3 separate regions of the Homo sapiens genome follow, and all the other regions are linked to region 1. Evidence: chromatin loops called from intact Hi-C (ENCODE). Cell type or tissue: PC-3. All regions are shown on one strand.

Region 1 (8,000 bases):
TGAACAGAGCTGGTAGGGAGACAGGAAACTGCGTTTTAGCCTTGTGCCCCCAAACCAAGCTCATCCTGCTCAGGGTCTATGGTAGGCAGAATAATGTCCCCCGAAATATGTCCACATCCTAATCCCAAGATCTGTGCATATGTTACCATACATGTCCAAAGAGGTTTTGCAAATGTGATTATGTTAAGGATCTTGAAATGAGGAGACAATCCTGGGTTATCCTTGTGGGCTCAGTTTAATCACAAGAAGGAGGCAGGAAGGGAGAGTCAGAGAGAGAATGGAAGATACCATGCTTCTAATTTTGAAGATGGAGTGAGGGGCCTTGAGCCAACAAATGCAGGTGTTTTTAGAAGGTGGAAAAGCCAAGGGAACGGATTCTCCTCTAGAGTCTCCGGAAGGAACACAGCTCTTGACACATGGATTTCAGCTCAGTGACACCCATTTCAGACTTCTGACCTCCACAACTATAAAATAATAAACTTGTGTTATTGTAAACCTCTAAGTTTGTGGTAACTTGCTATAGCAGCCATAGAAAACTACTACAGAGCCTTATTCGACCCTGTGTCCAGTGTTTGATGCAAGAGACTTGGTGAGTTCTTAGAAGGCTACCTGCAGCTTCTCCTCCAGTCCATCTGCTATGGAGCCTCTAGAAACAACCAAGAAGCCCCAGGCAGAACTCAGTGTCCTCTGCACAGGGACAAAGCCCTGGGCTGCTTACAACTTAAATTCTAGCTCAAGTCTTGTGATTTTCTACCAGATACTTCACAGTGAATCCACAATTCCGTGGTTGACTGTTGGTACAGTCCGCTATCTGCCAGGTGCTTAAGTAGTAGCAAGGGCCAGACAATATGTGTGTCCTGGATGTGTTGAGTTTAAGGTTACAGTGGAGTCTCTAAGTTGAGGTGATTTGATATAGCTGGGAGTACAGGGCTGGAATTCAGCTGAGAGTTTGCAATTGGAATTCATACTCATCCTCAGAGCTCAAACGCTTCTCTGTTTCATGGAAAATATTTGACTGGGATCAAGCTAGAGCAGAAAGCCCATGGTATCAGGACTCAGAGAAGGCACAGGCTGCTGGCGCTGTCCCTCTGTTGTATAACTACTTAACATTCACCTAGCGTGTTCTGAGTTCCAACCATGGGGCAGCAATTTTAAGAACATTCTGTTGTCATCCTCAGAATGACTCTTCAAGGCAAGCATTTTCACCTCCATTTGACAGATGAGGAAACTGGACTAAGAGAAGTGAAATAACTTGCTGAAGGTCATATGGGCTATCAGTGTTGGAGCTCAAGATAAAACTTGGTGCAGCTGACCTCAATGCCATTTTGCAAATTTTTATTCCACTTAAGGAGCTGAGGATAGAATGGTGAATAAAACCAAACTTCCTTGTAGCTGATAATTGAAAGGGAGAAACACTAAACAAGCAAATAAACAAACAAGAAAACAGAAAGGGCACTTTTCATGATTAGAAGGTGAGGGCAGCAGGTATTCAATGGAAATATTAGATGGGGGGGTCAGGGGAGGTTTTTTTTTTTTGTTGTTGTTGTTGTTTTTTTACTTTTTTGAAGAGGTAACATCTGCACTGAGGTTATGGACAGGAAGGAACTGTGACTAGAAATAATCAAGGCAAAAGAGTAGCAAATGTGTTGGCCCTGAGACAGAAAGGAGCTGGTATGTTCAAGTAACAGTAGAAGGCTGGGGTGGGGGCTGGAGCCTGGAGAGCAAGGGAGGAGTAGGCAGTGAGCAAGACCAGCAGGGTTGGGTCATGTGTGGCCTTGAAGGCAAAGTACAGGCTTCCAAGTATTAAGTGTGACGGGAGCTACACGATAGGCTCTGATAATGTTTAGGTTCTTTCTCTGAGCTGCCTCTCCACAGCCTGTATGTGCCCCGGGAAATTGATCACCTGGCTGGCCCATTATAACTATGTGTTTACATGGTGGGACTCAATTTTATGTCAGCTGTGGCCAGAACAGCTGCTGGTAAATGCAGAAGAGGCTGAGTAAATGCAAAATCTTAAACAAGTTAATGGATAATCACACTTGATTCCTATTCCTCCTCCTCCTCCTCCCCTTCTTCTTCTTCTTCTTCCTCTTCTTCTTCTTCCTCTTCTTCCTCCTCTCCTCCTCCTCTTCCTCCTCTTCTTCTTCCTCCTCCTCCTCCTTCTTCTCCTTCTCCTCCTCCTCCTCCTTCTCCTCCTCCTCCTCCTCCTCCTCAGGACAGGGTCTTGCTCTATCACCCAGGCTGGAGTACAGTGGTGCAATCATGGCTCACTGCAGCCTTGACCTCCTGGATCAAGCCATTCTCTGCCTCAGCCTCTTGAGTAGCTGGGACCACAGGCATGCATCACCATGCCCAGCTAGGTTTTTTTTAATTTTTTGTAGAGACTGGCTCTCGTCATGTTGCCCAGGCTGGTCTTGAACTCCTGGGCTCAGGTGATCTTCCCACCTCAGCCACCCAAAGTGTTGGGATTACAGGTGTGAGCTGCTACATCTGGCCAATCACTTGGTTCTTATGGGACATTCATCATACTGTGTGAGAAGAGCTATGGTACCAGGTAGAGACACCATTGTAGCCTAGAGGTGGAGCTGGCAGGGAGGGCTGGGCAGGGCTTCACAGAAGAAAGAGCATATAATCTGGGCCTCAGAGAAAAAGCAGGTGTTTTCCAGGCAGAGAACGCAGGGATGGGCATCCCAGGCAGAAAAACTGCTCAGGAAGGTGTGATGATGGAGAAGAGCTCCCAGCACATCTGAGGTGAGTCATCAATGTGGCTGGGACCCAGGGCTTGGACTGAGGAGTGGCTGCAAATTCACATGAGAAGATGGGTGGCTCCTGATTGCTAATGCCTTGTGAAGGAGTTTTTATCTGGGAGGCCCCAAGGAATCATCCAGGTATTTCAGGCAGGACCCAGATTTTAATCCTGGGCCCCTCAGATCAGCACTGGGCCAACACAGATGCTACTGGGTCCTCAGCTCTTCTCAGCCACCCCCTCCCTCCCCTTCTCCCTCCCTGACTTCTGTTTAGCACTGCCCCGGGGTCAGCTTCCATGCTGTGATTTCACAGTCAGCCTGACCCCTGCTTCATCTTCCCTGACCAGTTCATCACCTTCATGCATGTGTTGAAAGACAAACTTTGGCATATTAAAATTTTAAGGAGTTTATTTGAGCAGAGAATGATTCATGAATCACAAGGTGCCAAATTGCAAGTGATTCAGGGCTCCACCCAGGGGCTACCGGAAAACCATTTATAAGTTGTTCAGGAAGCAAAAGGAAGAAAAAAATTCATTGGTTAAGTGGAAAATCCTTAGTTGCAGGTTAGTCGGCGGTTCCTGATTGGCTAAGCTTAAGTTTCGTTTTCTTAGTCAATGACCATTCACTCTGGGTTGGGTTTTAGTTTACTTAGGCAGGAACCCAACACGCTGGAGTCATCTCAGCCTAATACCTTCCCAATTAATTATTTTAACACATGGTAACTCATTTCTGCTGGCCCTTCCCTTGTGAACTGTGCCCATGGACCACCCAGGCAAATGCAGGCCTCCTCCTACTTACTAGTGGTGCTGTTCCAAGTTGAATCATGTTCTCTATATAACTAAAAAAAATTTTCACATGTAAAATATGCCAATTCTCTAACAGTGCACAGAAGAGGAAGAGGACATAAAGACTTAGAAGACATGTCTCTATGACTGAAGGACACATAGTGCAGATGGGAAAACCAGACCTTGTGAATAAAAGCTCATATTTATTGACTGCAAGACACTCCAAATAGCACTTAGAATCAAATTCTGCAGGACTGTGGTAGAAATAGTGATGGGACTTTCTGGCACTAGGGTTTAAAAGTAAGGAATGGAGGCAATTTCTGACAGGTGCAGTTCAGCGATGCCAAGAGTATTCTTCTCCCACGCCCCAAGGCTCATTCCTTAAATTCCTTCTCCTCCCTAGAAACCACACCAAAGTCTTCACTCCAAAACCTAACCAGGCTAGAGGGTTATTATTATGTGAATTCTAGGGAGAGGTACACTTTAGGTCTTATCCACTATTTACATCTCAGAATGAACTGGTAGGTCCAGAGAGAGAGCAAACAGGCAATTAAACACAGTGTGGCCAGCTTTCGGTCAGGTAGCACCAGGAGCAGGGTGGGTGGGGAGGGTGAATGTGTGTGTCTGTATGTGCATGACGTGTCCATGTATGTGTATGTGTGTGCTGTGTGTGCATACGTGCTTACAAGAGACTCCAGATGTAGGCAGCAGTTGATTCACAGGGGGCCTAGTCTTTGTTCCAAGAAGCTATGGAACAACTTCACACAAGAGGGCGATGAACCCAGGGTCTCCTATAACCTGTGTTTCCTAAGTCATTCCACCAGGATTCAGAATCTAGTCACTCTTCCCTTTGACCCAAATTTTCATCTCGCGATCCTAGGCCCACCTCTCGCATCACAATAGCCCCTAGGAATACCGGCTCAAAACATTGTACAGAAAACTCCGCAGGACACACAACTCATGTCAGTTCTAGGGAAATCTAAACTCAGATTTAAGGAGGAAACAGTAAAAGTGAAGGAAAATGCAGACAACTTTAATGGATACTAACTTTTCCTTGATATAATTCTCTAAAATATACAGCTACTTCATAAATGAACTTGACAGAAACAAGTGTAATGAATATAAACAGTAAAGTTAACATCTTGGACTGAAGCACTGGCATTCGGTTTACCTGACCTTATTTCTGGTTGGATTTTACATTTGCATAACTAAAAGGGTTCACCAGAATTCTACCAAAACACAGTCTATCCCCAGAGCAGATTCCAATCTCCGCCCTCAAAGGCACAGACTCCACGCTATCTAGAGGCTTGATCCCCCTGCCCATTTCTGAGGCTGGGAGCCTGCAGTGTGGCCTTTGGGCTAAAGATGGCGACAGAGATCAATGTTGGCGCTGCCTTTTTGGGGCTAGGTTCTGAATGAGCTCTAACATTTAATTCTTCAAATACTTAGCAGCTACTGTGTGTCAGCCCTTGTGCCTCAAATCCCCGCCTCACTTACAGTAGATGCATCCTTCCACGCAATGCGTGAGAGTAGAACTGGATCCTGTGATGACTTCAGGAAGTCCGGGTGTCCATTCTGTTGGGTAACAATTTTTGTTAGCTCCCCCTTGTCACGAGGGACACAGCCCCTGCTCTCTAGGAGTTTGGAGCTTAGGAGGGAAGGTAGATATTAGACACATACTCATTTCGACATTTTTCCCACCTATGTGAAGGAGCATCACACGAATGCTTGATCCCTTCTCCCCATGACAGAGACGTTGCTGTGAATCTGTCTCCTGTACACTCATTCCCTCCAATTCCCTTGGATGTTCTTGCCCAGGCTCTGGTCACAGAATTGGGTGACAAAGGATGCTGGGAGCCTTGAGTTCTAGCAGAGGCTCTTCCATACTGGAATATTTCTCACAGACATTTTCTGAAGGTCCATAGTCACAGGACCCATGATACAAAAAATAGCACTGGTTATGTAAGTTTGTCTGCATAAAGGACAGCAGACGTAGGTATCAGCTAGTTATGCATTTTGTAGACTGGTTCCAGTGCACACATTCCAATGAGTGCTCATAGGTTTATGTGAGAAAATGTGTTATTTTTGATACCTTCTTCCACATGCCTCTCCCTGTTCACACCCTCTGCTTCAGACACTGGTCTCCTCACAATTCTCCAAAGACACACTCTAGGCACGATGCTACTCCAGAGCTCCAGCAGTAGCCTTGTGTTTTGAACACTTGTTCCCCAATTACCTGCCTGGCTTGTTTCCTCAGTGAGGCCTACGCTGGTTACCCCCGTGAAAACTGCAATATGCACCCCCTCAAATCTCAGCACCCTTAGATTACCTATGGTACTATCACATTCTAATACACTCTATAATTTATTTTTTATTTACTGTACTTTTTTTCCTTTATCCTCCACTAGAATGCAAGATCCACGGGCAGAGGATTTTCTTTTTGCCTTGTTTATGTATTACCAGCATGTACAAGCATTTATGACGTGTCAAGCACTCAGCAACATTTGCTGAATGAAGAAAAGAACTCAAATAGGATTCCCAAAAGGGTCCTACTTAGAGGTCATGCTCTGCAGAGACTAGCACCAGGGCCCCTGTCCAGATTTATTAGGAAAGACTGTGGCATCAGGTGGGAGTAGTGGGAAGAGGGTCTAGTCTCCAGAAGGAGGGCTGGTGAGGGGTGGACAGGATATCAGGGTTTCCAGTCAATATCTGAATCACTTTGCATGGTGTCTCAGTTATCTATTGCTGAGTAACGAACCAACCCACAATGCAGTGATTTAAAACATCAGTGATTCATTATTCCTTCTGATTCTGTGAGTTGACTAGGTGGTTCCTCTGCTGATCTTGCCAGGGCTCTGTTGCACTCAGCTGGAGGCTCAACTCAGCTGGAAAGTCCAAGATAGTCTCTCCCATGTCTGGCTGTTGGTGCTGGCTGTTGGTTGGGGGCCTTGGCTATTCATGTGTCCTCCCATCCTCCAGTAAACTGGAATGACTTTCTTACATGGCTATCTTAGTGTTGCTTCTCAAAAAGGGAAAGGTAGAAGCTGCAAATGCTCTTGAGGCCTAGGGTCCAAAACTCACATTTGTCAGGAAGGACTGTGGCAGTGGGTGGGAGTAGTGGAGAAAGGGTCTAGTCCCCAGAAGTGGAGCTGGTGAGGGTGGATGGGATACTGGGGCTCCCAGCCAATGTCAGAAGCACTTTGTCATAACCTGCCTCATGTTATTCACTCCTAGCATAGCCTGTTGGTCTAAGCAAGTCCCAAGGCCAGCCCTGATTTATGGAGACGTGGGTAGAGAAATGGATTCTTCCTCTGAAGGGGAAGATCTGCAAAGAATCTGTGCCCAAAGTCACTGTAAACAAATGGAAGAGGAGGGGGTAAAGCACAGGCTGACTGATTCGTGAATGTGCACTCCTGACCATCATGCTATGCTGCCTCCATGAGAAACTCTGACATGGCTGTGTAGCCAGCAATTCATTCATTCATTCTTTCATCAAATGTTACTGACCACCTGCAATGTTCAAGTGCAGAACTGGGCAGGGGGCATACAGAATTGAATGGGGTCCAAGATTTGGTGCTCCTAAGGAAGATGAGAAAGCCAGCCTTAGCCAAGCTCTCTCAAATCTTCTTCATCTTGCTCTGTGGTTTTAATGCTAACTAGGAACCCAAGGGAGAGGGTCAGCCCTTGGAATGTCTTCCAGAGGAAGGTGAAGCCCAGCTGGAGTCCCAGTCTGTGGCAAGTAAACTGGGAGAAGCAAGGACAGGCTTAAGGCTTAGCTTCTGTGCCAGGGGCTATGTGTAAGGTTTGACTTCCTAGCCTTCTCAGGTTCACACACTACTCCTCATTCCTTCATGCCCTCCCAAGCCCTGAATTCAATGTTGGGCAACAGTGAGAGCTTAATCAATGGCTTTGAATGATTCTTAGGCAAGCTGAGAGGAATATCAACAAATGTTTTATCCGATATTCCCAAGAGTAGCCTGACCCAAATCCAAGATTATCTCCATGGCCTGCCCCTTTACATCAACTCAGAGGATGCTGCTGACATTATATATTTGCATGCTTACTATGTTAAAAATGTACTGTCAGGAAACCAGAGGCTCTCAAATTATCTTAACCACTTATATCAGGATCAGCTGAAATGCTAGTTAAAAATGAAGATTTCTGGGACTCTACCCCTTACTGGCTAATACAAAATTGCAAAATTGTGGAGCTGAGCCTAGAAAGCTGAATTTCTAGGCAGCCTGTGGGTTATTCTTATGAAGAGTCTGAGGATCTCCAGCCTCTACAGAACGTCACTTCTTCCACGTCCATTTCTGCCACTGATGCTGAATAGGCAGAATCCCTCCTTACTACCACCACCTGTAACATGTGCTTGTCACATGAGTTAAAAATAAAGCCCCCTGTTGTAAGTCGCAAGTCAGACCCACAGAATTTAGATCCCAATCAGGGAACGTGACGCTTGGTACGT
Region 2 (8,000 bases), 290 kb after region 1:
ATTTCACCTGGGGGTAGAACAATAGCTCACAGGACAGGTCCTAGACAGGTGGGCTTTTTCTGCAGCCCAGACCCTCTTGAAGTAGCTTGGGTTCAAGATTGAAGCCTCCTTGCCTTTGCTGCTCAAACCCATAGACTTAGGGCTCCTTCTAGGGGAAACTTCACCTCTGTTCCTGGTTGTAAGGCCTCCCTTGAAGCACTATATCTGAGTATAGAAGTACTACATCTGACGTAGACGAATACTGGGGAGGAGAATGGTGAAATCTTGCACAAGTTGGCAATTTCAGGGAAGTAGAAGAGAGTGACTTTCTCAGTAGGCATGCTCTTAACTAGTTCTAAGTAATGATTTGGAATGTTTTCATGTTTTACCTAGCTCAGTTTGGTCTTTGGTTTGGATCTTTCTTGTCCTCTGATTTTCAGAAAAGAATGTCCATTCTGGTCTCAGCTCCTCCTCCTTAGGGCATTTGGATCACTCACTGAGCTCCCAGGCAGAAACAGAGTGGAACTTGAGTTGGACCTGCCATGTACTGTGTGACCTTGAGCAAGACCGTTGACTGCTTGAACCTGAGTTTATTGAACCTGTGAAATGGGAATAAAATTATTCACCCAGTTTAGATCAGGATCAAACTACCATCACCACCACCACCACCACCACCATCACCACCATCACCACCACCACTACTAACCCTCTTAACCGAGTGAGCATTTATTGTGTCCAGTGTTGTGCTACGAACTTTACATGAATTATCCCATTTAATCCCTACAATGATTCTATGATATAGATGTTAGCAGCACTCTGAGTTTGCAGGTAAGGAAATAGAAAATGCCAATATAATTTGCCCAAAGCCATGCAGTTAGGAAGTGATGGGACAGAAATTTGAACACAGGCAGACTGACTCCAGGGTCTGAACTATTCAGCCTCTGCTGCAACTTAGGAAGCAGGTCTTGCCTGGTTCCTCATCACTATTGAAACTTCTCTTTATCTTTTCTCGCTGTCTTCCTTCCACTTGGATAACTGGATTCACCTTTCATTAACCTGGATTCAAAGAAGCAAGAAGGCATCTCTTCCATGCACTGACTAACTTCGTTGCAAGCGTGCTGCTTTCATCTTTTGTGTACCTAAAGATGCCTGCAGAACCACATCCAACATGGCTGATACCTGGACCTTTGTGTATCAAATAGCTTGGGAGGGTCATGACTGGGCCTGAGAAGAGGAGACAGTGGCTTGTGGAATGAACTCAATTTGTGCACTTTCCCAGGGCATGGGGGAGGAAATGACAGTGACTTGTTGCTTGGGAAATGCTGATGGGTGGCCTGGTATCTTGGGAATGTGCTCAGGCAACCAGGGGATGTTGTTCCAACCTCTCCTTCTCCTCCTCATTCCTGGGATGGTACTTTGGACTCCTCTTCACTATTCCCAGGCACAAAAGAGAAATATGACTCTGTCGTTTGTCGATACTCTTAGTGCTAATTTAATCACAACAAAACTCTACGTATCGGTATATGCCTGCTTCAATGCTAGTATTTGATGCTATCTAATTTACTCCTGGCAGTCCTGTGAGGGTGCTATCATTACCCTCATTTTATAAACAAACAAACTGAAATTAAGAGATGAAGAAACTTACCCAGGATTGCACAGACAGAAAGGATGAAACTGAGATTCAGATACAGAGCCTGGATTCTTAATCACTGTGTTATATACTGTGACCCATGGAGTCACCCCAGGCACTTCCCCAGTGCAGTGTCCCACTCTGAGTGGGTCCACCCTTGCTTCCTTTGTAGTGAGCTAGGCTGTACACATGGATCCATCACCTGGGTGTCTGGCCCAGGCCAAGTTGCTTGGCTTCTGTTTGTTCATGTGCAGCACCATGGTCATCACAGTGATGTGCTCGCCCCACAGAATCATTGCAAGAACATACCAAGGTAAAGCGATAAAACATACTTTCAACTCACCAGGCATTTGTTCAGCTCCAACTATTAACTAATGCTAAATATTGGAGGAGGAGGTGACACCCAGGGGTTGCAGGCTCAGGGAGCTAGAGATGTGAACTTAGTAGCCCAAATCTGAGGGTGGGTATCTTAAATGCAAATAATATACTTAGGAGAGGCTGAGGAGAAGATAATTCCAACATTGAGAAATATTTGGAACAGGTGGTCTGAGCCAAGGTTTGAAAGACTTCAAAAGGTAGGCGGTAGGATGAACAGGTACTTCCAGGCTATGAGAACAACTTGACTGACTACGAGAAAAGAGGACATAAAGCATGTGAATGGGTGATGTATGTGCAGGAGCCAAGAATCTGTCTTTCTGCCTGTGGGCTCCATAGGATAAGGCAGTGGCCAGTTGTCTTAGCATGTTTAGGCTGCTACATAACGCTGCTATAACAAAACACCATAGATTGGGTGGTTTATAAACAACGGAAATGTATTTCTTATAGTTCTGGGGGCTGGGAAGTCCAAGATCAAGGCAGATTGGATATCTGGTGAGGGCCCGTGTTCTGACTTATAGAAAGCACCTTATTGCAGGGTCCTCACATGGCAGAAGGGGTGAGGGGCCTCTCTGCAGCCTCTTTTATGAGGACATTAATTTCATTCCCATAGGCTCCACCCTTATGATCTAATCATCTCCCAAAGGCCCCACATCCTAACACCTTCACCTTGTGAATTTCTGAGGGACACAAACATGCAGATAATAGCACCATTCTGAAGCCTTTCAAGCCATGCAGAAGACTTCCACATATATTCTCATATTTTCCATGGGAAGCTTCGCCTGGGTTTTACAGAGGAGTGTCATGATGCCATCTATTTTAAAAAGATCCCTTTGGGGCAACACTAGAGAGACTGGGTGAACCCAGAGGCTGGAAGGTGGGTGAGGGGGGTCTTGCAATAATACAGGCAAGAGGTGATGAGGGCCTGAGTTCAGGCAGTCAAAGAAGGGATGGAGAGGAAATGAGGGCTGCTAGAGACATTTGGAAAGGAGAACAGACAAGTATTGGACAGGAAGGAGAAGGAAAGGACTTCTTCCTCCCATAGGGCAGTTCCCCTGCACCCCTGCAATACACACCCAGCTTCCCCACACACTTGGAGGTGGCCTGGCAGAAGAGAGATTGACATTTCTCTTTATCTGCTGGCCTTTTAACTCTGTTCATAGCCATGAAGTCACCTTCTTTTTTTTTTTTTTTTTTTTTTTTGCCTTACTACATTTGGATGATTTTCCTTATAATGATTGTCATAGTCATAACTATAATAATTATAGTGGCAATAATAAGATTCTGAATGGCTCCAGAGCCTTTCTTCCTAGGATGTTAATGTGTGAGGTGGGGGTAGGAGGGTTCCTGGCAGGAATATTATTAGATCCAATTTGCTGAAAAGTCACTCTCTGCCATTTGGAAAGAATCTGGCCAAGAGGGAAGCATTTCTGGCCTTTGGAGCATGGACTTGTTCCCAGATGAGAACCCATGTTCTCCATGAAGACTGGCAAGGGGGTTCCTGCTGCCTGGTGGGGTATGCTAAATGCCGATTGGCTGCTCGTGATGGAGAAAGGTGGAGAGGTATGCTCCAGAGCTTTGCCCCTCTCCCGTCTCTAAGAAGCCTTCCCACAGGTCTCTGGTGGACAATGACTCCTCCGTGCCTGCCTCAGGCTCTCCTATTGTTGGGCTGTATGATTAGCATTTAATCATAATATACAATATATTGTAGCATTTTATGAGTTACAAAACCTGTTTGGCTTCATTATTTCATTTAAACCTCCTAGCCACAGAGGTTAATATTATTATCATTCCCTCTCTACAAATGGATTCATTTGTTCAATGAACTTGCATGGAGCAGATAGTGTTAAATACTATGAAAATGAAGCATATGTGGTTCTGGGGGCTTCACCCCCAAATCAGGTACTCAGAGGTAAAGTGACTAAGACCCCAAGCAGAAGACTCTGATTTTCTTTCTCCAAGTTGCTTGCTCTCTTCTTTATTCAGCATACTTCAACAGCATACTTCATTCAGCATACTTCAACAGCATACTACAGTTACCCTAACTTTTAATTGTTCAAACTACCAAATTTGAGCACTTTACTGCTTCATGTTTCAAATGTTCATTTTGTCTTCCCAGACACATGGGAAAAATCTATATAAAAAAAGGACTTTACCAATTTACTTTTATTTTTATTTTGAGATGGAGTCTTGCTCTGTTGCCCAGGCTGGAGCGCAGTGGCATGATCTCGGCTCACTGCAACCTCTGCCTCCTGGGTTCAGGCAATTCTCTGTCTCAGCCTCCCGAGTAGCTGGGATTACAGGCGCCCACCACCATGCCTGGCTAATTTTTTGTATTTTACAAAAAATACAAAAGACCTGGCCAGGCTGGTCTTGAACTCCTCACCTTGTGACCCACCCTCCTCGGCCTCCCAGAGTGCTGGGATTATAGGCGTGAACCACTGTGCCCAACCAACTTCACTAGTTTGTTATTATTAAAGCCCATTTGTGGTAAGGAGTGTCAAAGTTTGTTTATACTTAGTAGTTACTGATCAACTATTACACAACATGTTTGGGCATACAGTAATTGATCAATAAATATCAGTAAGCCAGAGGGTTCCAACTCTCCAGCCTTAGCTAACTTCCTCTTAAAACACGGGTTTTATCCTCATCGTCAAAAGTATTTCAAGCACTTTATTTCTGGAACATGTGGAATCTTTCCTTTTAAAGTATTTTGTAGCCAGTTGCAAAATGATGCTGATATTTTGGAAGAATATTAATGTGCCCATCATAAAGGGAGAATAGTTGAGGCTAGGTAGGGGAAATTTGAAGTCCCAGCTTCCTTGTCTGGCTTGATGGCTGGTCTTCTTAGCATGTGAGTTAATTAGACAGATATGGAAGGATGGAAAGCCAGAGGCGCCTCACGTTGACGATTTCTCTCCGAGTGCTCTCAGTGCGCAGCACAGAGGATCTCTCGATTGACTGGACGCATGCTCCCACCTTGTGGTGAGATTTGATATCCTCTGGTCTTTTTTCGTCTGTACATCCTGCTGGGGAAAATGCAACCATTTAGTCAGTGAATGTTTGCTGAGCTCCAGGTGTACTCCCAGGCAGTAGGTACTGGGATACAGACATGAAAGAACAGACAGAATTGTCCTCTTGAGGCTTACTTTACTGGATATGTGTGTGTGTGTTGGAGGGGAGGGGGATGTAAGATGGGCAATAAAAAATTTATACAGATAAAAAACAAAGTAATTTCAGATAGTGCGAAATACTATGACAATGAAGCAAAATGATGCAATGGAGTGACTGGGGAGGAGACCTGTTTCAGTTGGGGTAGCCTGGGATGTTTAAGCCCAGGCTGACTGATGCACAGAAGTCAGGCTTGCGATGGAAGTCACCAGGATAAGGGAGCAGAATGAAGGCCGGGGGGATGCCTCATGGTCTGCAATAGGAGAGTGCTTCCAGATGTGGAAGGAGAGGCAGACAGGGGCCAAGTCACAGACACTGCCTTCTAGGCCACTCCAGGTGCCATGGAAACCACTGAGAGGATTGAAGAAAAGGGACACTAGTTTGAAGTGCCTCGTGAAGCTCTTTGCATTTGTGTGTGGACTTTTCCTTAAACGCAACAAGCATGTGCAAAGGGCCATGCTTGGAGCTTCCCCAGAAATTGTGAGCAGAGACTCACACTGTATCACTGCACCTTAGAATCATCTGGGGAATTTTACAAAATCCTGTTGCCTGGGCCCTACTCATGAGCAGTTAAATCAGAAGAGCTGCAAATGAGGCCCAGGCCTCAGTGTTTTTTGTTTGTTTGTTTTTGTTTTTGTTTTTGAGACGGAGTCTCGCTCTGTCGCCCAGGCTGGAGTGCAGGGGCGTGATCTCAGTTCACTGCAAGCTCCACCTCCCGGGTTCACGCCATTCTCCTGCCTCAGCCTCCCGAGTAGCTGGAACTACAGGCTCCCGCCACCACAGCCGGCTAATTTTTTGTATTTTCAGTAGAGACTGGGTTTCACCGTGTTAGCCAGGATGATCTCGATCTCCTGACCTCGTAATCCAACCACCTCGGCCTCCCAAAGTGCTGGGATTACAGGCGTGAGCCACCGCGCCCAGCCGGGCCTCAGTGTTTTGTCCAATCTTTTCAAGTGATTCTAGGGCACCACCAGAGCAGAGAACTGCTATGTGTCAGGGAACCTCAGCCTCAGCTGAGGGTGGTCAGTGAGAAGCTGACTGTTAAGGCAAGGGCCCCCAGAGGGTCTGGGGTGAGGTTCTGAGACAGTGGACTTTGGTGTGTGGGGCAGATCATCACAATTATGGGCTACAAAGGGAGAAGGAGAAGAAAGCAGATTGCAGAGCCCTGGGTATGGATGAGAAAGAGCTGGCTGAGTCTGGACTCACTTGGCTGCATGATTGTATTTATGACAATGGAGGGAAGACAGCTGCAGAAAGGGCACAGATTGGAAGGGCGTCAGAGAGAGGCCCGCAGAGGCAGACTGGTGGCTCTGGGGCAGGTTTGGAGGCTCCTGATGGCACCTACCCTGTCTTAACGCTTCCCACCCTAGCCTGTCTCCTAGAGGCCTCTTCTCTCCTCAGAAGTCTCCAGTCAACACAGTTGCATAGAAACTCAAGGCTGGATGCTAGGCTCGCGTCTTCTTGGCAGCTGGCCTTATACGGGCACACTGTCACAGGCACCAGGCTCTGTGTGGATAAATCTTCAATGCTGTTACGGTTGCACGCGACAGCAAACCCAACCCAAAACTGCTTAAGCAAAGAGGACATGTACAAGCTCAAGTGACAGAAGAGTTTAGGGCGTGGATTTAGGTGTGGCTTGATCTGGAACCAACCACTATGGCCAGGGGAATGCAAGGCTCTGATTGGTCCAGCCTGAGTCACATTCGGCCAATGGGAGCGGGGAATGGAGTCAGCACCACCGTCCAAAGAAAAGGTCTGAGAGTCAGGACAGCAGAAGAAAATCATCGGTGCTCTTACGTCAAAACTGGGGCAAAGGCATGCTTGTATGACCCGAACCAGGCAATGTTTCCTGTGGTAGTCCCATAACATGGAGGAAGAGTGTGGAGCTTATGATCTTCCTTGTCTGATTAATCAGTTTTGGTAACTGGAGGCTGGGCTTGGTGATTTTGAGGTGCAAAGGCTGTGGCCTCAAGTTTGTTGAGGGATGATGTATTAGTCCATTTGCTGCTGATAAAGACATACCCAAGACTGGGCAATTTACAAAAGAAAGAGGTTTAATTGGACTTACAGTTCCACGTGACCGGGGAAGGTCTCACAATCATGGTAAAGGGTGAAAGGCACTTCTTACAGGTCAGTGGGCAAGACAGAATGAGGAAGAAGCAAAAGTAGAAACCCCTGATAAACCCATCAGATCTCGTGATACTTATTCACTATCATGAGAATATTATGAAAAAGACCGGCCCCGTGATTCAATTACCTCCCACTGGGTCCCTTCCACAACACGCGGGAATTCTGAGAGATACAGTTCAAGTTGATATTTGGGTGGGGACACAGCCAAATCATATCATTCTGCCCCAGGCCCCTCCCAAATTTCATGTCCTCACATTTCAAAACCAATCATTGCCTTCCCAACAGTCCCCCAAAGTCTCAACTCATTTCAGCATTAACCCAAAAGTCTACAGTCCAAAGTCTCATCTGAGACAAAGCAAGTCCCTTCCGCCTATGAGCCTGTAAAGTCAAAAGCAAGTCAATTGCTTCCTAGATACAATGGGGGTACAGGCATCGGGTAAATACAACCATTCCAAATGGGAGAAATTGGCCAAAACAAAGGGGCTACAGGGCCCATGAAAATCTGAAATCCAGCAGGGCAGTCAAATCTTAAAGTTCCAGAATGATCTCCTTTGACTCCATGTCTCACATCTGGGCCATACTGATGCAAGAGGTGGGTTCCCATGGTCTTGGGCAGCTCCACCCCTGTGGCTTTACAGGGTGCAGCCTTCCTCCTGGCTACTTTCATGGGCTGGCATGCAGTGTCTGAAGCTTTTCCAGGCACACGGTGCAAGCT
Region 3 (8,000 bases), 120 kb after region 1:
TATGTTGTGGGTGGAGGAGGCAGGCTGTACACATGCCCCTATCCTACCTCTGCCAGACAAAGAGACTTTAGGCTCCACAGCCCTGAGGCTCCCCTGCCCACCTGTGTGCTTCTGTTCCAGGCCCTCTACTGGTCTATCCGCAGCGAGAAGCTCGAGTGGGCCGTGTGAGTGAGACTCCCTTTCCCCTCTCCCTCTCACCCCTCTCCCCTGTCTTTGGACTGTCCTCCCTCTGTCACCCACCCGAGAGTTAGAGAAACTCAGATAGTGCTCCCCTTGGAGTGAGGCAAAGCCAGAGGCAGGGCTCTGGGGAGAGAGCATAGAGGAGCCCAAGTAATACCGGAGGGCCAGAGGTAGTGGGGCGTGGGGTATGGCAGAATTTTCAGGAATTGATGGGTTCACTGTGAAGGAGGACTCCTTGTGGGGGGTCCTGGGGTGTGGCTTCCCAGGAAAAGAGAGGTTGCTAAGGCTCTGGGAGGCAATGGATACCTCCCAGTTCTCTTTGCATAGTCAGCACTTCCAGCCCGATTCTCTGATGTTCAGGGATGAAGAAGACACAGCCAGACCTGAGAAGGCCCAGCCGTCCCTGCCAGCTGGCAAGATGAGCAAGCCCTTCCTTCAGCTGGCTCAGGATCCCACAGTGCCCACCTACAAGCAGGGCATCCTGGCTCGGAAAATGCATCAAGATGCAGACGGCAAGAAGAGTGAGTGTCTGCTGCCCACAAACAGGGTGGCGTGCTGGGAGCAGCCCTGCTCAGGGACCTGTGCCGATGCATGCACAGGTGTGCAGAGAGACAGCCCGCGTTGAGGACAGGCAGCCAGCCCATGTTCCTTCCTCAGTGCGTACTGAACAGTGACCATGTGCTGGATGCTGTGTGAGGCACTAGAGGGTAGGTAGGAGAACCCAGACAAAACAGGCCTAGTTATTCCTGGGCCCCAGAGTCCCTGTAGTAAGGTAGAGATTAGACAAGTGTGTCAATGTCTGCGAAAAAAATGTAGCAAGAGCTGAGTGTCTAGGGGCTGAATCAAGTGAGGAGAAAAAGGTTTTTGGTTTTGTTTTGGAAGCGGGATGTGGCTACAGGGAGAGGTAAGGCTTCTGGTAAGTGATGGTATCTGCGCTGAACTTTGGAGGAGAAGAGGGTCTGGAATTTGGAAGCTGGGCAGAGGGCATCCCCCACAGAGAAAACAGCAAGCCGAGTTTGCTCAGAACATGGGGTGTGTGAAAGGGAGGTACACTTGAGGCAAAATTGCCAGGGCCTGCATTTGGGCCTTATTCCACAGGCAGCTGAAGGCTTTTGATTATGGCACCAACATGTCCAGAGTGGTGATCTCAGCAGACTAATGTGCAAGCACAGATTGAATAGGCTGGGGCGACCAGGATGGGAACTAGCATTGGCTGTGAAGCCGCCGGGGCCCTAGGGCTGCCTTTTGTCCAAGGAGCTTAGAATGGATCTTACCACACAAGACCAGGGTGGAGAGGTAGGGGGAAAAGAGGGCAGGTGGTGCTCAGAGTGGGGTACACAGGGAAGGGCACCCCAAAGCTGGGCTCTGCGCCCTTGAGCCCCTCTAGATGGGTATGCAAGGTCAAGATCATCCTGCAGGGACTAGAAAGCTGTCTGGGAGGAGCTGTGTTTGTGCCTGGGTGTTTGCCACTACTTGGGGTAGTGGGTGTGTGTTTGGAGTTGGAGAGAAGATGATATGTATGAATATCTATATTTGGATGTGAGTGGTTCTATGGTTTTGTTTCCAGCGGGCATTGCCTGTGTGTGGAGAGACTCTATATGTTTGTTTACGATTGTATGTGTTTTCTTGTGTTGGCATGTTCTGCATTTGTGTGCATCCTGGTGAGAGACTGGAGGTGGTGTGAGGGACAGGGGGCATATGCACACTTGCGTGTGTCTGAGTGTGTCTGGATGCTGGTGCCCCCACCTACAACATTTGTGTTCTGTTCCTGGAACAGCGCCATGGGGCAAGCGTGGCTGGAAGATGTTCCACACCTTACTGCGAGGGATGGTTCTCTACTTCCTGAAGGTAGGAAAGGAGCCAACACCCCTGTCAGAATGGGAGACTGAGAGAGGCCCAGAACAGTCTGGAGGGTGGGCAGCTGATGATAACCTCTTCTCTGAGCCCCTGTGACTGGTAGCAGGGAGAAGACCACTGTCTGGAGGGGGAGAGCTTGGTGGGGCAGATGGTGGATGAGCCCGTGGGGGTGCACCACTCGCTGGCCACCCCCGCCACGCATTACACCAAGAAGCCGCACGTCTTCCAGCTGCGCACGGCTGACTGGCGCCTCTACCTCTTCCAGGCACCGTAAGTCCCTGGGGTGGGAGACTGTGGCAAGGCCTTGCCCTGCCCTAGTTCTCTCTCCCCTGACCCTGCTGACACCTGAGGCTTGTGGGCCCCAGGGGGTCCTGGTGGGAATGGCCGTATGATCAGAAATTCTTAGAAAGCGGCAGCAGGAAGAGGAGCTGGGGACCAGGGATGAAGCCCAGGCATCGCCTACTTCCTCCCCATCCTTGGCCAACTTTGCCAGCACAGTATGCCTTTTCCTTGTCAGTGGGATAAAGCCTCCCAGTTCAGAACACAGGATTCCGGGAAGTTGCTAATGATTGACCATATCTGGCATTTGTTATGAAATCTGTCACCTTCTCAGATTGTCCTCTTTATTTTTTATTGTTTATTTTTGAGACAGAGTCTCGCTCTGTCGTCCTGGCTGGAGTGCAGTGACTCTCACCTCGGCTCACTGCAACCGCCGCCTCCCGGGTTCAAGCGATTCTCATGCCTGAGCCTCCCGAGTAGCTGGGATTAAAGGCGGGCGCCACCGCGCCTGGCTAATTTGTGTATTTTTAGTAGAGACGGGGTTTCACCCTGTTGACCAGGCTGGTCTCGAACTCCTGACCTCAGGTGATCCGCCTGCCAAGGCGTTGCCACCGCACCGGGCCTCCAAATTTTCCTCTTTATTGATAAGAAATGCCACGGTCAGAGGTCGGGTGCCCGGCTAGTGGCAGGGCTGTAACTATGGGAGGCTGAGTTCTGAGCAGCTGGCCAGCTGTGCAAGCAGCCACAGGAGGGGGCGGGAGGAGGGTGACAGGACGGACTCTGTGTCCCCGGGGACCAACGACCTCCTTTGCCCCAGCACTGCCAAGGAGATGAGCTCCTGGATCGCGCGCATCAACTTGGCTGCGGCCACGCACTCCGCGCCGCCCTTCCCCGCCGCTGTGGGCTCCCAGCGCAGATTCGTGCGGCCCATCCTGCCCGTGGGCCCCGCCCAGAGCTCCCTGGTACGGCCTCCGGGAAGGGGTGGGGTCCGGCGGAACTGGGAATGTGCACCTGGAGCCCCAGGACTAACTCGGGGAGGCTGGAGGCGGGCTGCGCACTTGGCCTGGGAACCGAGGCGGCCAGGGGGGCGGCGCGCCCGGGCCCGGAAAGCGGCGGAGGGGACGCCCGGGACAGCGCCCCTCACCGCCCGCTGCTCGCAGGAGGAGCAGCATCGATCCCACGAGAACTGCCTGGACGCTGCCGCGGACGACCTGCTGGATCTACAGAGGAACCTGCCGGAGCGGCGGGGCCGTGGCCGCGAGCTGGAGGAGCACCGCCTGCGGAAGGAGTACCTGGAGTACGAGGTGAGCGGCCGAGCCCACCTCCCCGCCGCTGCGCAGCGCCCTCTCCGCCCTCTCGTGGCCGCCTCGGTCCCTGCAGCCGTCACTGCCCTGACCGCGCCGGGGCGGGGAGAGGCGCTTGCGTGCGGGCGGGGCCCGCGTGCGCCGTCTGCAAAGGGGCGGGGGCTCCCACATGGACACCCGCGTGCACGGGCGTGCACAAAGAGTGTGTGTCCCCACGCACTTAGGCCTGTCGCCTCTCGTCCTGGGGGCACATAGCAGCTGCTTGTCTGGAAACACCCATAGCAGATGTTATTTTACAGTTTTCTTTTCTCCTAAGAGTATATTTGGCTTTTCCCAAGTTGAAGGGAAAACTGTATTTCAGCTCAACTGTTCCTTCTAATACCTACCAAATATTAATAGGTAGTATGGATGGAGCTTGTCTTCCTTGCATGGATTGTCTCATTCAATTAACAGCTCTGGGTAGGTCCTGTTATCCTCATTTTACAGATGAGGAAACTGAGGCACAGAGAAATTAAACTACTCTTCCAAATCTGGTAAATTTACATGCTGCTCTAAATGCCCCGTTTATGGTCTTAACTAAGAAATGACCGTGTTTTTTTGTTTTTGTTTTTGTTTTTGAGACAAAGTCTCGCTCTGTCGCCCAGGCTGGAGTGCAGTGGCTCGATCTCAGCTCCCTGCAACCTCCGCCTCCCAGGTTCAAGCGATTCTCCTGCCTCAGCCTCCCGAGTAGCTGGGATTACAGGTGTGAGCCACCACACCTGGATAAGTTTTGTATTTTTAGTAGAGACAGGGGTTCACCATGTTGGCAAAGCTGGACTTGAACTCCTGGCCTCAAGTGGTCTGCCTGCCTCAGCCTTCCAAAGTGCTGGGATTACAGGTGTGATCCACTGCCCCGGCCAGTAATGACTTTGTTGACTCTACAGCCCATGTTGAAATGTTTTATCCCTTAGTCTCCCCCAACCCTCACCCATCCACCCACACTCCCCAATTCTGCTTTGGTGTGACGTCAGTTCATCTGGGATCCTAACACTGGGTGCCTGCTTCAGGGATCCTGGGTGCCTGCTTAGGGTGAGGGCCCACTGGGCAGGAAGGGTAGGTGAATGCAATGTGAAAATAGAGGGAATCAGAGGCCACCCAGAGGCAGAGACCAGGAAGTGGGAGTCAACATCGCCTCCTGCCTGTCCCCGCTGTGCCCGCATGCAGCCCTCTGCCTGTCTTTCAAGGTCCCAGGCTATCCCTTGGCTTGTTGGTTGTATCCATGGCTGTGAACTCCCCACTTCTCAGAGGCCTCAGGGTGTGGCTGTGAGGACCCAACCTCTTCCTCCCACTGACCAGCTGGGACCTTTAACAAGTCACCAGCCCTCCCTTCCGCAATGATTTGTCCCCTCCCAGGGCTGGCATGAGGATCCAATGGGATGGAGGGTGAGGAAGCACTTTGTAAACTGGAAACCATATCCCAAGGATGCTAGCTGCAGGGGCCTCAGGAGTACAGTGTTAAGTAGATGAGGGTAGTTAGCATCATGCTCCACAGATGCCAATTGTTAAAATGCTATTTAGACCCAATTAGGGCTGTACAGATGTGAGCTGTTTGTGTGTAGGGCTGCAAAGATCTCAGGCATAGTGGGTGACACATCTTTTAGTGCCTCAAAGATGGAACATGGCATAGAGATGTTAGTTACAGCACTCCAAGGGGTTGGTTATTATTAGAACAGGGCTGGGCTGATATGTGTCATTATAATACTATCCAGAGGTGTGCTCTGCAGTCTGCTTATCCAAGCATTATACTGACACTCACGGTTGGTCCAGCCCTCTTTCTGTCGAGGTCTGTATCGCCATAGCTTCATGTACCTGTGAGCTGTCCCTCACGATTCTAGCCTCCTCCCAACCTGGAGCCAGGATGGTGCTAAGGTGGTGGGGCCTGTGTGTTGCAGAAAACCCGCTACGAGACCTACGTGCAGCTGCTGGTGGCCCGCCTGCACTGCCCCTCTGATGCTCTGGACCTGTGGGAGGAGCAGCTGGGGAGGGAAGCTGGAGGCACTCGGGAGCCCAAGCTCAGCCTGAAGAAGTCCCACTCGAGCCCGTCCCTGCACCAGGATGAGGCTCCCACCACGGCCAAGGTGAAGCGCAACATCTCAGAGCGCAGAACCTACCGGAAGATCATCCCTAAGCGGAACCGCAATCAGCTGTGAAGCCAGCACCACCTCAGAGACACTGTTCCCTGCTCCAGGGTAGACCTGAGATGAACCTCCCTGGAGGAGACTTATTTCAATGAGTCCACCATGACGGATGAGGCACCTCCTTTCCCTGCTGAAGGACAAACCTTGTTTCCCTGTGGCCCTCATTCTTGTGCTCCCTGAAGCTTTCCTAATATTGCTGTGCTCCCCACCACCCCCATGGCAGTCCCTCCGCAGCCCCAGTCCCTGGCCACGCCCAAGGGAAGAGGGAGGTGAGGACTTGACTTTCCTCCCAGAGCTCAGCCCATGTCACCCTCCAGGCCCCAGAATCCAGAGTGGCCTCATTTCCTAGACTTGCTGAGAACTCAGCACTTGTTTGAGAACCAGTGCTTATGTGGTGTGCCCTTGGCTTCTGGGGGAGAGCTTGGGGCAGCAGAGGCCCCTGGGCAGCCCAGCCAGGGGAGCCACAGCCCCAAGGATGGTCTTGCTCTGGGAATTAGGTGACCTTCCTGGGGAGGCCCCAGGAGAGTGAATCAGGGACTCTTGAGAAATTCCTAACCAGCCTCCTGTGACCCAGGGAGCAGGGTCGCTAAGGTCCTGCCCACTGAGGGGACAGCCTTCTGGGCAGGGACCTCGGGGGGCTTCAAGGGCTCTGCACGGCTGTGGGGCCCTGTGCCTTTGTCTCCTTGTGTCTCCTTTCCCCCGAAGTAGATGAAACAGTCTCACATACCCAACTGCTCATCAACAGAGCAGAGCTGATGGCATGAGTGAGGGCTGGGCGGGGTGGGGCCTCCAGAGCTTTGCAGGGAACCCTGGAACCCTAGGAACAAGGAGCCTTTGTTCCAACAGAGCAGAGAAGGAGGTTCTCTATGTTCAGACCACTGGAGAGGATAGAGAGGTAAAAGGTGGCGACAGTTTCCCTTAGGGGTCTGCCTGGCAGGAGCCACAGCTCAGGAGAGTTGTGAGGGATGGGACGGAGGCTGGCGACCAGGCGAGGCCTAGGCCAGGCTCGGGAGACTTTTCTGTGCTCCTTTCTACACATGCCTTAAACCTTCCTTCCTGTGGGGTGCCTGGACCCCTTCCCCATCTCTGGCAGCTCAGAGGGTCTCTGCTGCTCTCCCCTGGGAAATCCCCTCATCCTGCCCTCTGGCTGCCTCCCAGCTGGGCTTGTTCTCTGAGGGAGGTTCCGGAGACTCATGGACTTGGGGCTCTGCCTGTAGGAAGGAGGCTGGGCCGGAGGGACCAGCCACCATTGTCTCTGTTCAGCCAAGTGTGCAAGTAGGCTGCCCGCCAAGAGGGGGCCTCTGCTACCCGCTGCTGCCTGCCGGCTGACACACTGCCTCCCCAGCCTTCCTGCTAGGCCACCCTCCTCCCTTCCCATGCTTGTAACCAGCTCTGGGGCTTGCACCTCCACAAAGTAAGGTTGGCCCTTGGAGGCCATGTTTGGGTCTCCGGCCAGGGCCTAGGGCTAGGCCATGCACCCAATGGGTGCACAATAAATAACAGGTCAACAAAGAGGGAGGTGTGTCAGTGTGTGAGGAAGGGAGGTCAGGCAGCTAGGACCACCTGCAGTGTGGCAGGCTTCATCCCTCTTTGCTCCAAGTGTGTATGTGTGTCTGTGCATGTGTGTAGTGTCTGTGTCTGTGTGTTCATGCATATGCAGGAGTCACACGGTCATAGGCCATCAAAGCTGGAGGAGACCTCAGAATCATTCATTCACCTACTTGCTCATTTATTCATTCATTCATTTTGCAGATAATATGGGACGCTTTCTATGTGCCAGTACCAGGGGATTCACAAATGAATTAAACATGTCCCTGACTCCATGAGTTGACAATCTTGCCCACTGGTTTCCTGCTCTCAGTTTACAGAGGCACTTTTATCTTGCTGGGGAAGTGTGCTGAAAAGACACATTCCCAGCCCACACCCAGGGATGCTGATTCAGTCAGCCTGGGTCAGAGGGATAGATAAATATGTTTAAAGCTCCTTGGGTAATTCTGATGTGTAAGTAGCAGTTAGCTGCAGTAGAGTCCAATTGCCTCATTTGATTGAAGTGGAATCCCAGCATCAAGTGGACATGACTTTTGGCCCAAGACTGATGCTTACAAACTAAGTGGAGTAGGTTATTTGACCTCACTGAACATGCATCCTTTTTTTTTTTTTTTTTTTTTTTTTTTTTTGGAGACGGAGTTTCGCTCTTGTAACC

The links. A loop is a pair of places that touch in the nucleus more often than their neighbours do. Peaks named below come from ENCODE experiments on the same cell type or tissue, not always from the same donor. Only the 100,000 strongest peaks of a DNase experiment are listed, where the experiment ranks them.
Region 2: a loop joins it to region 1, with 8 times the contacts of the local background. A loop is called at or near these places in 11 of 110 quality-filtered maps.
Region 3: it touches region 1 in a loop (8-fold over the local background); 43 of 110 quality-filtered maps call a loop at or near these places.

Annotation. Positions count from the first base shown.
Region 1 is chr2:113,075,349-113,083,348 of GRCh38, forward strand. IL1F10 (interleukin 1 family member 10) reads left to right here. Exons shown (of 5, transcript NM_173161.3): 5 at 1-495. The coding sequence ends at 16. Among named protein-coding and RNA genes, the nearest start is that of IL1F10, 11 kb to the left of the region's middle. RefSeq lists an enhancer at 2,522-3,721. In PC-3, CTCF peaks have their summits at 4,879 and 5,083; DNase peaks (open chromatin) are centred at 2,773, 3,273 and 3,963; H3K4me3 peaks cover 957 bases; H3K27ac peaks cover 4,078 bases.
Region 2 is chr2:113,365,755-113,373,754 of GRCh38, forward strand. The region is part of intron 2 of LINC02966 (long intergenic non-protein coding RNA 2966); the gene reads left to right. LOC107985936 (a long non-coding RNA gene) reads right to left here. Exons shown (of 2, transcript XR_001739651.2): 2 at 4,638-5,010. Among named protein-coding and RNA genes, the nearest start is that of LINC02966, 45 kb to the left of the region's middle. In PC-3, CTCF peaks have their summits at 4,961 (motif pointing left) and 5,163; a DNase peak (open chromatin) is centred at 4,947; H3K27ac peaks cover 618 bases.
Region 3 is chr2:113,195,607-113,203,606 of GRCh38, forward strand. PSD4 (pleckstrin and Sec7 domain containing 4) reads left to right here. Exons shown (of 17, transcript NM_012455.3): 11 at 121-164; 12 at 541-701; 13 at 1,958-2,028; 14 at 2,141-2,307; 15 at 3,134-3,278; 16 at 3,477-3,620; 17 at 5,552-8,000. The coding sequence ends at 5,809. Among named protein-coding and RNA genes, the nearest start is that of PSD4, 26 kb to the left of the region's middle. RefSeq lists a silencer at 3,583-3,872. In PC-3, CTCF peaks have their summits at 3,641 (motif pointing left) and 4,775; DNase peaks (open chromatin) are centred at 3,325 and 3,675; H3K4me3 peaks cover 2,308 bases; H3K27ac peaks cover 1,583 bases.